2 separate regions of the Homo sapiens genome follow, and region 1 is linked to region 2. A link is a contact called in ENCODE Hi-C or POLR2A ChIA-PET data. All regions are on one chromosome and are shown on one strand. Each heading gives the region's core, a stretch centred on a gene start or an enhancer-like site at or near the end of the contact. The rest is flanking DNA. Distances are from core to core; before and after follow the strand shown.

Region 1 (6,401 bases), core at 3,673-6,172, 43 kb after region 2:
TTTTTAAATGTATTTACTTCTTTTGTAAAATTATATTCCAAAGATTGCTTTATGTTTTGATGTTTCACATAACTATATTTCCTGAACTTTGCTCTGTGGTGGGATTTATATATATAAACTTTAAAACTTAAACATACTCATGCTATGTCTTTGTTGATGTTCATTATTGTCTGTAGTCTTGGAGCACTATTGACTCTTAGGTGAACCAATAATCATCTTGCTGAATTGAAGTAGGAAGTTGTAATTAAAGAATTTGCTTACTAGTCTACCTTCCCTTGCTCCTTCTCCCTCTGAGTTTCTCTCTTCACAATATACCTGCCTACTCTGCTACTCTGGATTCCAGAAAACATAGTTGCGTGTGGTACTCAAAGTAAGTCGATCAGTCAGAGACATCAGTTAGCTTGACCCAATACTGGTGTTCAAAGGTCCTTTTATAGATGTTATTCTCTAGGCTGTACGAACAGCCTTTTAAGAGATGCTTTTAAGGTTGGAGATGAAGATCAATAAGAATAAATTGGGTGCCCAGATCTAAGGATGTAAAAGGCTTGCATTAAGACGGCAATTGGCTTTCTTACACAAATAAACCCTTTCAGTTACAGCTTTAGTGGGTTTAATTTAGCCATGAGCTTCTTGATAATCATTTTTTTCTTGTTTTTTCTTGTATTTGTTTGTTTTATTATCTTTTATTCAAGGGAGTTAGGACTTGATTACACGAGACTTAACCCAAGATTGTTATATAAATTTTGACTTTACTTTTAAAAATTTCTGCTAAAGCACTAGCTGAAGTAGTTCTTACTTCAAAATAAAATGTATGTGTAAACTCATGGGACCTATAACCCAAAATAAATTACTGTAGTGGGTCACTGGTTAAAAAGAGAGGTGGACTGGGGATGGAATTGTGTTGTCTTACTTTCCGGAACAATAAAGGGAAAGACTTGGCTGCATCCTTTGGCAACGTACTGCATGTTAACTAATTTGTGGTGAAGGTTTAAACAAAATTCATGCGGGAAAATCAAGCAGTTTCAAGAGCCCCATTCTCATTCCATCAGACCACTTTGAAAATAAGACACTGCCAAGTTTTTGAAAGTGGGGTAGAAAGAATGTAAGTCTCGCCATTGACTTTTCAATGCTAAATAAGTCAAAAGGCTTGCCAATTGGAAGACAGAATGAACACCAGCATCCACAATGATGCCGGCAATGGCCCTGGTAAATGTTGAGTCTCGGAAATTGAAATTGTGACACTGTACTCATATTAAGCAGCAGGAAGGAGATGATCCTCAGAATTCTGTCAATTTAAGTGTCTGATACCCTTTCAACAACCTGTGCCTTTTTGTTAAAACTCAGAAAAGCACTTTATAAAAAAATAAAGTGTGTTTTTTTTAATCAGTTCTCTAGGCTGTAAATCATAACCAATTCATATTTCTTCAACATCTGCTAGGAGCTGTAACATACATTAATAAAATTGGGTAGTAAATTTAGCATAAAGAAGAGATACAAAAAAGAAGGCACACTTACATGAAAATATGAAAAGAAAGAATGGACTTGGAAAGAAAATCTTCTAGAGAGAAGAAAGCTGCCCATCCAATTTCCACCCTGGTATTGCCCGTGATTGCATCACATTGCAAACTCTCATTGCCAGGCTTGTCCATTTTCTTTTTGGGTCCTGAGATCATTTTATCACAGTTTCTAAGATGTCACCTTCTCCTCTCTTTCAGGGAAGGGCTCCCCATGCCTCTGAAAGTTACTGAAAGGCAGGTCCTACTGAAGCCCCAAGAGCTGAAAATCTGAGAAGGTAGTGAAAGTGACCAGAGCTCTCCCTGCCAGCAGTCATAGGGCTTTCCAAGTAGGCAACCAGGAAAGTAAACATGCCAAGGGGCAGAACAGGAGGTCCTCTCTGGGTAAACAAAGCATGCTTCCCACATGACCTCTGTCTGACCTCCCAAGGGAAAAAGCCAAAGTAGTCAGCACCTCCAGCCAGTGGAAGCAACATCGGTGACAATTGGCGCAGGAACTCCCGGGCTTTCTGAAGGAGCAAAGAAATGACACAGCAGTATTTCTAGACAGGGTGAAATGATGATCATACTGCAGAGGCTCCTTTATTCTCAGTCTCTTCTCCATTACCTGTCACATTTCCCTAACTGGTAAATATCAGTTAGACTTATGGAGATTTGTTATGAACCCAGTTATTCTGTTGCTCTTAAATGGGATGAGTATTTACAATCTGTAACATGTGATATATGAAGATGCAAGGCCTGTTAATTTTAATTGGGTTCCCGAGTAGGTCAAAGAATGCTGAGCTGCTCTTGCGGTTTTGTGGGCTTGTTTCAGCAGAGGAACTAGCAGCAATCACCATGAACACCCTTCTTATAAAAATGATAAATAAATACGGAATGAGACTTTGGGGCCAAATTGGCATTGGTATCATTTAATTTCTTTGTGTGTTTCCAGCCAATTAAATGAATGGGTGCCTGTGGTAATTGAACTCACTTTGATAATTAGGCCTTAAGGATTCTTAAATTACTGAATGTTAATGAATATTTCCCAAGTATGGTCCCTGTATCCTAAGTGCTGCCAAATGGAATTTGCCTCTTTATCATTAAAATGTAGTTCTTTTAAAAATTCCACATAGGAAATAGAAACTAGAAACAGAGGCCGAGGCGGGCGGATCACAAGGTCAGGAGATCGAGACCATTCTGGCTAATGTGGTGAAACCCCGTCTCTACTAAAAATATAAAAAATTAACTAGGCATGGTGGCGAGCGCCTGTAGTCCCAGGTACTCAGGAGGCTGAGGCAGGAGAGTGGTGTGAAGCTGGGAGACGGAGCTTGCAGTGAGCCGAGACCGCACCACTGCACTCTAGCCTGGGTGAAAGAGCAAGACTCCGTCTCAAAAAAAAAAAAAAAAAAGGAAAAAAAAAGAAACTGAGGACTTAGTTCTGTTGCTTCTCTTTACAGGTTTGAGCAGGTTGATGAAATTTAAATCTAAGAAAAATTTTACTATGAAAGAGACATAGTTGAATTTACCCCTTGGAACTTGGAAGGCCATATATAACAGTATGCAAATTAAAGCCATATGCAAGGAGGAAACTGCTGCTTCACCAAAGCTACCTACAAATGCTGTTCAGCTGACAAATGCCCACTATATTTACCAATAATTTGAGGGTACGGATGGGGAAAGGTCTGGGCTATCGTGGAGGTGTACTCTCCAGGCAGAAATGTACAATGGGCCTGCTCTGGTGATTCCACCAGGAGATGAGTCATACCAAGCATTCTTATCTGAAAGCTGTGGTTTCCATTTTTCTTGGTATTATTTTACAAACCTTTATTATTTGTCCCTCAGGCTTACAGTGCAAATCAGTAAACTGAAACACACTTAGATCAAATACTTACTGCAAACACTGAGTAATGAGGGAAACATTTCTAGGGCATGCTTTATTTGTGCTTATTTATTTCATATATTTCAAACATTCAAACATTTCAAATATTCAAATATTTTCTTAAAAATCTATAACAAAGCTCTTACATAATCTTCCTTAGAAGGGGAAGGTGTAGGGGGGCAGAAAATTAGCTTCTCTTAAACATCTTTGCTACGGTCTGAATGCCCTTCAAATTCATATGCTGAAAATCTAAACACCAATGAGATAGTCTAAGATGGGGCCTGTAGATGGTGATTATATCATAAGCCCTCATGAATGGGATTAGTGGTCTTATAACAGAGGCCCCAGAGAGCTACCTTGCCCCTTTTCTGCTATGTGAGATTACAGTCAGAAGTGGGCCCTCCCCAAATATCAAATCTGCTGGCACCTTGATCTTGAACTTCCCAGTTTCCAGAACAGTGAGAAATACATTTCTGTTGCTTACAAGCCCTAAAGTTTATGGTATTTTGTTATAGTAGCCAAAAGGAACTAAGAAAATTATTTAGGTCTCAGACCCTGTACTGAATCCACACATATGATTTCATCACTAAAAAGTCATGAGATTTTGAGGGGTGGAAACTGCATTTCTGCTAAACAAAACCATGTGGGACATTAGGGATAATTCAATATATTCTACACTAAACCAATCTATTATTTAAATCAACAAATTCACACTCATTCACTGAGGTCAAACGAGCCCTGCCATTTCAACACCATTTTAAGTGAACCTCCAAAGCCTTGATCATATCTCTGCATAAAACATGGATAATAATCCTGCCAAGAAGAGATGTTGTAAGAACCAAGCTTCATAACATGAAAAAAGCCACAGCAGAGCTCCTGGTATTTGATAAATGCTACTTGCTCTCTTTCCTTTTTCCCTTCTTGACAGAGTAAGGAATGTCCACCTTTGTTGCATGCTCAAATTTGGTCCTAAATAAATTTTAATTGCACCATCTGATGTAAATAACATTAAATGTATGAGTCATTAGTATTCAAATCACAAAGATTTGAATAAGGTTTTGAGTGTTTTTATAAGGTTCTCCTGCCCTTCCCCATATGGAGATATTTTTGTTCCAGCCATTTTATCTATATTCCTCCCCTTCAAAGCTTGCATAACATTTGTGATTACTTCCCATTGGTCAGAAATTAGTTATTTGGCCTCACTTAGATACAAGAAAGCCTAGTGTGTTAATCAGGGTTCTCCAGAGGGACAGAACAAATATCTATTGGTTATATATATATATGAGAAAGGGAGTTTATTAGGGAGAATTGAATTGGCTCACACAATCACAAAAGTGAAGTCCCATGAGAGGCTGTCTGCAAGCTGGAGAATGAGAGAAGCCAGTAGCATGGCTAGCTTGGCAGCCAGGGAAGCCTTTGGTAGCATTACTCACTCCAAGTCTAAAAGTTTCCAAACCAGGAAAGCAAACAGTACAACCCTCACTCTGAGGCCAAAGGCCTGAGAGTTCCCAGAAGGCCACTGGTGCAAGTCCCAGAGTACAAAGGCTAAAGAACCTGGAATTTGATGTCCTAGGGCAGGAGAAGAAAAGGGGTACTGCTCTGGAAAAGAGAGAGAAAGAGAGAAAAAAAAGGAAGCAAGAAAAAGAAAAAAAGAAAAGCAAGCAAGCTGAATGTCTTCCTTCTTCCACCTCCTTTGTTGTAAGTATTCCTGCAGCCCATTAGATGGTACCCACCCACATTGAGGGCAGGTCTTCCTCTCTCAGTCCACCGACTATCCTGTCAATCTCCTCTGGCAACACCTTCACAGATACACTCAGAATTAATGCTTCGCTGCCACTGAGCCATCCCTCAATCCAGTCAAGTTGACACCTAATACTAACCATCATACCTGGAAAGTACAGTTTTTATATAGGAGGCCATGTGTCAGCTAAAAGTCAGATTCTATTACTGATAAAGAAGAATCTATTGAGTGTCAAGCGCTACTCATTGCCACAAGAGGTATTACAAATTTCAAAAGACATAAAGGTAGCTTGAGTTTTAGATATATTTTGAAGGTAGAGGCAAATAAATTTATTGATTAATTGAATATAGAGTATGAGAAGAATCAAGGATGTCTCAAAGGGTTTGGGGTATAAGCAATGAAATGAGAGTTGCCTTTGAAAGAGCTGGAGAAGACAGATGGGGAGTAGATTTTTAGGAGGGCTAAACCAGGGTTCCTTTTGTGGTTTAGTGTTTGAGATATCAGTTACACATAAAAGGAGAGATGCACAAAGACAGATGATCTATAAGTCTAGAGAGTTCAGAGAGAAGGTCTGGATTGGAAAATTGATGTGGGAATCATTAAGGAACAGAAGAAAAGAGTTTCAAGTTCAGAGTGTGGGAAGCCCTAATATTTACAGATCTAAACAAAGGAAAAAACCAGCAGGAAACACTAAGAAGCTGCAACCAGTATTGTGTCCAGAATTGGTGGGTTCTTGGTCTCACTGACTTCAAGAACAAAGCCACGGACCCTCGCAGTGAGCATTACAGTTCTTAAAGGCAGTCTGTCTGGACAGCCTTCCTTCTGATGTTCAGATGTGTTCAGAGTTTTTTCCTTCTGGTGGGTTCGTGGTCTCACTGGCTTCAGAAGTGAAGCTACAAACTTCACAGTGAGTGTTACAGCTCATAAAGGCAGTGTGGACCCAACGAGTGAGCAACAGTAATATTTATTACAAAAAGCAAAACAACAAAAGTTCCACAACGTGGAAGGAAAACCCAGTAGGTTGCCACTGCTGGCTCAGGCAGCCAGCTTTTATTCTCTTATCTGGCCCCACCCACATCCTGCTGATTGGTCCATTTTACAGAGAGCCGATTGGTCTGTTTCACAGAGAGCTGATTGGTCCATTTTGACAGGGTGCTGATTGGTGCATTTACAATCCCTGAGCTAGACACAAAAGTTCTCCACCTCCCCGCTAGATTAGCTAGATACAGAGTGTCCATTGGTGTATTTACAACCCCTGAGCTAGAGACAGAGTGCTGATTGGTGT
Region 2 (6,813 bases), core at 2,076-4,575:
TTAAAGTTTTCTTCTATCAGCATTAGACTGCAGATTAAGTCCCCAGTCACATTTCTCATAAGGGACTTTTTTTTTTTGCAATAAATAAATATATTATTTTGTAGTCTACAAAATAGAGTCATCTAACTTGAAAGACTACAAAACTCATGAGTTCAGAGCACTCAGTGGGGGTTACTTGGCATATCATTCCCTGAAATTCCTCCTACCATCCACCCCATTAAAGAGGAATATTAAAGGTCATGACCGTGTTCCTCTGTTGTGATGTCCCAGTCATCCCTTGGAAGAAAGTCAAAGCCATGGAAAGATGTTTCTATTATTTCTGCAGTGACAGGAGTTTCATATTCAGTTTGCTGCATACAAGATCTAAACATAAATGAAAGAAAAGGAATGAATGCATTGGGCTACTTCTCAAAGACAACATAAATAATTCTGAGACTTTTACTGTCATAAGAAACTCTTCAAGAGTAATGTAAGAAGCAATGACACACACACACATGACTAGTAAATATTTCTAAGCAAACTCTAATCAACAAAACATGATCACGAAGAATCTTTAAGTAGATTTTATTGCTGATGGCTAGTCCCTCACTTATAGAAAAGCTTTTCAGTATTTCTCAATATGCACATGGGTTTAGTCAATATATGGCAAAGGCCAGATTCTCTATATATTATTCCCCCTATATACTATTCCCCCCTAAATTAATGGGTTGAGCACAAATTAATCTAGCAACTCATATTTCTCGGATATCTCTATGTATCTAGCACGGAAGGACAAAAAAGGAAAGGCAGGCCTTGTTTGCTGTCTGATATCCTTGAAAGACAATTAAGCAATTAGTAAAAAGCCTGCACTGAATACCCATTACAAAATGCCAAGTAAATGAAAGTCTAGAGCAGTGTGAAGGGGGAAGCTACCTGCCAAATACAGTTACCGGGTGGGAAAGAAGTCAGGAAATGGCAACATTAGAGGGAGTGTTTTGGGGGAGGAAATATAGCTTCAACAGAGCTTTGAAGGATGATATGATGAAAGATGGCACTAGAGGGGTACTATTAAGGACTTGGGTCAAAATGCCAGAATAGTTGTTTCTCTGGGTCACTTGCTACCAAGAACAGTGCTGAGACACCAAATTCTCATCAAATTCCTCCTGGCTACTGGAGAGGTTGCCACCATGGAACGGGAGGAAGTTGGTCTCCTGGTCCCACATATCCCACAAGGGATCTTGACTCTCCTCCCCTACCACTCAGGGGACCCTGGGCTCCTTTCCTCTGGCTCTGAGTTGGTGAATGTTACTCTTTCAGAAGGGCTGTATACTCTTCCCCTCCCTTCAACCTTAATGCCATTACAGCTCTTCCACAGATGTCTGCTATGAAGAAACATCTAGTGAGGATTGTAATGCAGGTATAAACTATTAAAGTACTATATCAGGACAAGAAGATGAAGTCAATCTGAAAGAAGTGATTCATGCAACAAAAGAAAACAAAGTATAAAAAATGATCACATAAATTGACACTTCTGTAAATAGTTAGGGAAAGCCAGCTTGGTATATGTTGGATAAGCGTAGCTGAAGCAGTAAAAAGGAAAGTGAGAAAGATGCTAAGTTTGGTTTAAACTAACTAAGGCAATAGAAGTTGAGTTATCCCTAGGCAGCTGATACCTAGTGGGTGTGTTACTTCTGTTCCCAGCACCTAGCAGAGTGTCTTGTATATAGTAAGTGCTCAAATGTGTTGAGAAAATTGTATTGGGGCCAAAAATAGTACTTTTTAGTAGTTAGCATATAGGTGATGACTCAGAAACTACAAATAATTCCAAATAACCATGATTAATTCCAAGTGTCTTTGCTGTCTCTATATTGTAGTGTATCATTTGTAGAAGGTGGGAGTTGGAGGGTGGCAGAAAGAAGTTATAACTTCTTTTTAATACTCAGGTATTGTTTAGGCTTCCTTTTTCTTAAATGATAACCTGCACCTAAGTCCAATATATATTAAAACAACACTCAGCAACAATTATGAAAGTGCTAAGCAGGGTTGTTCTGATTAAAGTGGGCTTGGGGGTTCCAGAACTTTGCCTTTCTACTCGGTTCCCTGTGGCAGCCCTGTCACTCTTCTGTAGGGCTTCATGGAAAACCACTAACCCAGGCTTAATGCCCAGTCTGTTGTGTTTACCCTTGTCGCTCTGGGTAGTTGAAACTTGTGGTCAGAACAGACACTTCATAGGTCGATTACTGAACCACTATTTACTAATTTTCAGTAGCCGCCGACTTCAGCAGCCACATGCCAGTTTTGCTGGGATATGAAGGGCTTAAGAATATTTGATGAAAGAGTGAGAGAATGTTGTGAAAGGGTGTAGCTCTTTACACTTACAGATATTGTAGGGGTGGGGGTGGGGTGGGGTAGAACACAATAAAAGCATGTGGCCTGAATGGTTAGCCTAGGACCTATGTAAACGTCTTACCCTGGTGGTTGAAAAGTTATCTTTTCCCACCATTTTTATGTACCAGGGGTTCGAAAGAGCCACAGAGAAGCCGCAGCAGCAGATACTGTTCCCATGAGATTTCTGGAATCCATTTGGCCACTGTTCACCTCACCAGCCGGGCATTTGGACATCTCAGAGCAGCAGGCTTGGCATTGAAGCGTCTGTGGTACTCGTTTTGATGTGCACCCAGGTTCGAGCTCCCAGGCCAGCTAAGAGCTATTTCTCACACGTCCTCATTGTTTCGCACTCTCCCTCCTGGGAGAGAGGACATTTGTTAATGATTAGGAAGACAGAGGCTTTGAATCATGCCTCCCACCCACAGTGACACATGGGCTCTAAGCCCTAGCGCCTCGTAGTGTCCAGAGGAATATGAGCTTCCTCTTTTCTGCCCTCTGTGAAATATGCAGCACGTTCACTTATGAGACAAAAAAAAAATAAACAAAACTGGCCAGTCTTCTCTCTCAAAGGTGAGAGGAGCAGACTGAGGTTACTTCTGCCAGACAGAAGTTCCTTGTCCTGTGATGCTCCTTAATAAACTGGTTCATGCTGCCACTTAACTAGATGCTCTGCAGAGAACATAGTTGATATGTAAGAATTTCCCAGAAAATTTCTGATTTGATTGAAAATAAGATTTTTAATACATTTCATTTTATCAAAAATAGTATTTTATTTTTATTATTTAATTGCATTTTGTTAAAATTTAAATTTATTATTATATTTATTGTATTAAATATATGTGTATTTATTTTATTTTATTAAAAATAATGGGCATCTTAATCGTCCAGGCAACCACAAAGGAAACAGACACTCAGTTGTTCAGCTAATGTCAGGATGAGTCAAGCGCTCAAAATGCAAGTCAGGTTATGACAACTACCAGGCGATTGTCAAGTTTCCCCTGTACCTGCCCCTTGGCTCGTGCGGCCGGTCCCAGGTTTATGAGGTAGAGCAATTAAGTGCCTCTCTCTTCAGCATAGGCAGGCACACAGGATTTGGTTGGCTACTCAGCTTAATTTAGCTATGTGCCATGTTTCCCTGGCATGTCATGTGGGGCACACAGTTCAAAAATGGAATGAGAAAGCTGAGGCTTGCTTAACTCGGGTATGAGATTTAGTGCCGAGGCTCCTGTGAGACCCCGAGCCTGCCAGAACTGCACTGTGCTGCCCTGGACCCCTTCTAATCTGAAAGACAATGTGTGAGGCCAAGCCTAGTGACCTGAAAGGGACCCTTGAGCATAGGTGAGCTGTGTTCTGAGGAGGTCAGATACTGTGGAAGGAAGGGCTCCGGTAGTAATGGCACCACACACAAACTTAACTGCACTCACTACACACATCACTTATTACCACTGTCACTTAGGGGACAGGCCTGACTGACCTTGTGCAAATTACAGCTGCCTCTGTATGTGGCCACAGAAAACAGAGGTGACAACCCTTAAGAGAACAGGAACTCCCCTAATGACCTCTAATTACAGACATCAAACAAACTGAAAGCAATTCTTCCCCCTGATTTCCTGAGATTCCCTGGGCTTAAAAGGCCCACAAAACATTTTCTTTCACAAATGTCACCAATGAGCTAGTAAATGCGCATCACTTACACTGACAATGTTTATGTCAATCAAATTATAAAATAATTTTATAAATTATAAAATAACAATGCCCTAACTAGTCACTGACATTTTATCATCAAAGCTAAAAAATACAATCAAGGTCCTAAGGCCACAGCTTGAAGTCAGAAAGTGTCAGAGCCACCTTAGTTTACCCCACCCGGCCTGCTTCAAACTGGTTCCCATGAGCCTGTACTTCTGACAGTAGAAGCAGCATGCGGTTCCTTAATTACTCACACCTCGTGAGAGTGAGATATGACTAAGCCACATATGCAGCCTGCTCTACCCTAATCCCCACCACCCCCCAACACTGTACCCCATCTCTCGCTCTCAGGGACTCAGAGCCTGGAGTCAGGGCCCATTTACAGCATCTATACTTGGCTTAGCTCTTCCTCAGAATTTCTGGAATATCCAAATCTAAGGCCTGCCAAACACTTTTTTTTTTTTTCTGACTGGAAGGAGAACTGGATTGAAATCATTTCTACCTTCCCCTCAGACTCTCAAGATAGAAGGCGCTGACTCTAACAGTGATTCAGGAAAAGAGAAAGTTGTAAAATCCTGGTTTATGGCACTGTGCTGCATGAAATAAATTACCTGTAAATGTGTTGGCCTGCACTGCCTACCTGGTGTTTTAAATTTGAATTAGTTGTCAATATTAAAAAATCAGGAGCTGTCTCACAAAAATCAATTTATGGATTCTCTTAAAAATGAGTATCTGGCAACACTGGGCCTGCAGTCGTGACTGGTGATGATTAGGTGGAATCTATTGACTCTCTGCACAGCGCAGGCCCCCCTAGACCACCATGGCCTCTACTGTGCCCAAATATAAAGTCTAATATCTGAAGCTATTTAGCACCTTGCTCTGAATCGCCTTCATTCACTTACATTATCTGCCTGGCTGCTACATAAACTTGAACTTGTGAGCTCTGCTCCAAGTCACAGTCTACTTTTATGAATCACTTCCCCTGCTGCTCGTGATAGCTGGCCTGGATTTTCTTAAAACATCCATGAGCAGTCTTTGAGAAGAAGTGATGTAGAACCATTCCTTCTTCATGAAGATTCTTGACTCAGGTTCCAGCTGAATGTCTGTGTATGCAAAGAGAATGACCAAAGGTGTGCAAATTAAGACTCTTGAACGCAAGTAGAGGCATCATAATTCCTCCAGATAAAAAATGTTTCCATAAGTTTCATAACTAATTTAAAGATATGTGACAGAGTTACCCAGTAAATGCAGCTTCTAAAATACAGTAGGAGAGTGAGCAATGTGGGTTCCTCCAATAAGTAGTGAGTGCATAGGAGCTCAGAAAAAGGAGAGGTCATTTATAGATGGTGCCACCCAGGTAGTGCTGTTCATAGAGGTGGCATTTCAGTTGGGCTTTGAGGAGTGAGTATATTAGTCCATTTTGATGCTGCTAATAAAGACATACCTGAGATGGGGTAATTTATAAAGAAAAAGAGTTTTAATAAACTTACAGTTCTACATAGCTGGAGAGGCCTCACAATCATGGCAGAAGGTGAAGGGGGAGCAAAGGCATGTTTTACATGGTGGCAGGCAAGAGAGTGTACAAGGGAACTGCCCTTTTTAAAACCATCAGATCTCATGAGACTTATTCGCTATCACGAGAACAGCAATGGAAAAACCCACCCCCATGATTCAATTACCTTCCACCAGGCCCCTCCCACAACACGTGGGGATTATGGGAGCTACAATTCAAGATGAGATTTGAGTGGGGACACAGCCAAACCATGCCAGTGAGCAAGAGTTGAACATGTAGAAAGTGAAGGGAGGAAACATTTGAGAAAAGCACAGAGGGTGGGGAATATGGGCATACTAAGAAAGAGAGTGGTTCAGTTTGCCTGGAATATAGCTGCATTCTAGTACTTAAGAATCCTAAACTATTTAAAATGAAAGGTTCTCATGTCCACCTCCAGAAATTATATTTCAGTGGGTCTGAATGAGCCCCCAGAACCTATCATGAACCATCATCACAAGTGATTCTGTTGTGAAGGGAATACAGTCCATACTTGGAGAAAAATTTGCATCAGGTGTATAGTGGTGGATGCGGGAGAGGTGGCAGGGTCTGGACCACAGACAGCTTTAATTTCAGGCCACAGAGTTTAGAATTTTCCTGTGAGCCACAGAGACTTACCTTTCCTGCTGTTCAATATTAGCATAAAGAAAGGGGATTTCTTAAAGATGACACTCAACTTTAGATCCTAGGAGGCACCATTAATCGAAGCAAGGAACATGAAGAGAGAGATTGTGCATGTGCTCAGATCAGTTTGTAACCTTCCGGTTTGGTCATCATCGGCTTTCCTCTGCTTCTACCACCACTAGCAATGGTGAAGTAGATACCCATGGGCCCTGGCCCAGATCCCTCTCATCTTGGTCTCCAGGTACAAATCTTCCAGGACTCAGTTCCTCATCTGTGAAATGGAGATGACAATAATATCTTTCCTTATCTGTTGAGGGTCTAAGTTGGGTAAAGTATCTGAAAGCCCTTTGAGAACTACATACATGTAAGAAATTATTTTCTTAGGCAGAAGAATAGATTTTTAAAGTTCCTAGCATGGCTAAATGAATGCCAATACATATATGCCATGGTTTACATGTGTTTTCAGAGCATGTAAATGTAATGCTCATTATGAAGTACTAAGAGGAAAAATATAAGCTGGATATAAATTATCTAGAGTGATTACATTTTTTTATTGCCATAACATATGTGGGAAATACAGTAATGTG

Evidence for each region. Hi-C counts contacts between places; a loop is a spot of excess contacts on that map. ChIA-PET counts read pairs that join two places held with the same protein, here RNA polymerase II (POLR2A). Pooled maps may share reads with other maps.
Region 1: a pooled map shows a loop between it and region 2 (5-fold over the local background). The contact joins the promoter of LINC01818 here to the enhancer-like site in region 2. A Hi-C loop is called at or near these places in 2 of 168 maps with a recorded cell type or tissue (PC-3 and PC-9), 3 of 37 single-sample maps with no recorded cell type and 5 of 50 pooled maps. POLR2A ChIA-PET finds 5 or more read pairs at or near these places in 1 of 52 experiments (H1).

What each region holds. Positions count from the first base shown.
Region 1 is chr2:150,164,567-150,170,967 of GRCh38, forward strand. LINC01818 (long intergenic non-protein coding RNA 1818) reads left to right here and starts at 4,923. Exons shown (of 4, transcript NR_187172.1): 1 at 4,923-5,073. LOC105373682 (a long non-coding RNA gene) reads right to left here and starts at 1,763. Exons shown (of 2, transcript XR_923467.3): 1 at 1,516-1,763.
Region 2 is chr2:150,123,171-150,129,983 of GRCh38, forward strand. No RefSeq gene overlaps it. Among named protein-coding and RNA genes, the nearest start is that of LINC01818, 43 kb to the right of the region's middle. Within about 2 kb of position 3,326, at least 3 of the 41 ENCODE cell types and tissues checked have a DNase peak (open chromatin) inside an H3K27ac peak, as active enhancers do; they include PC-3, where a contact is called at or near this core.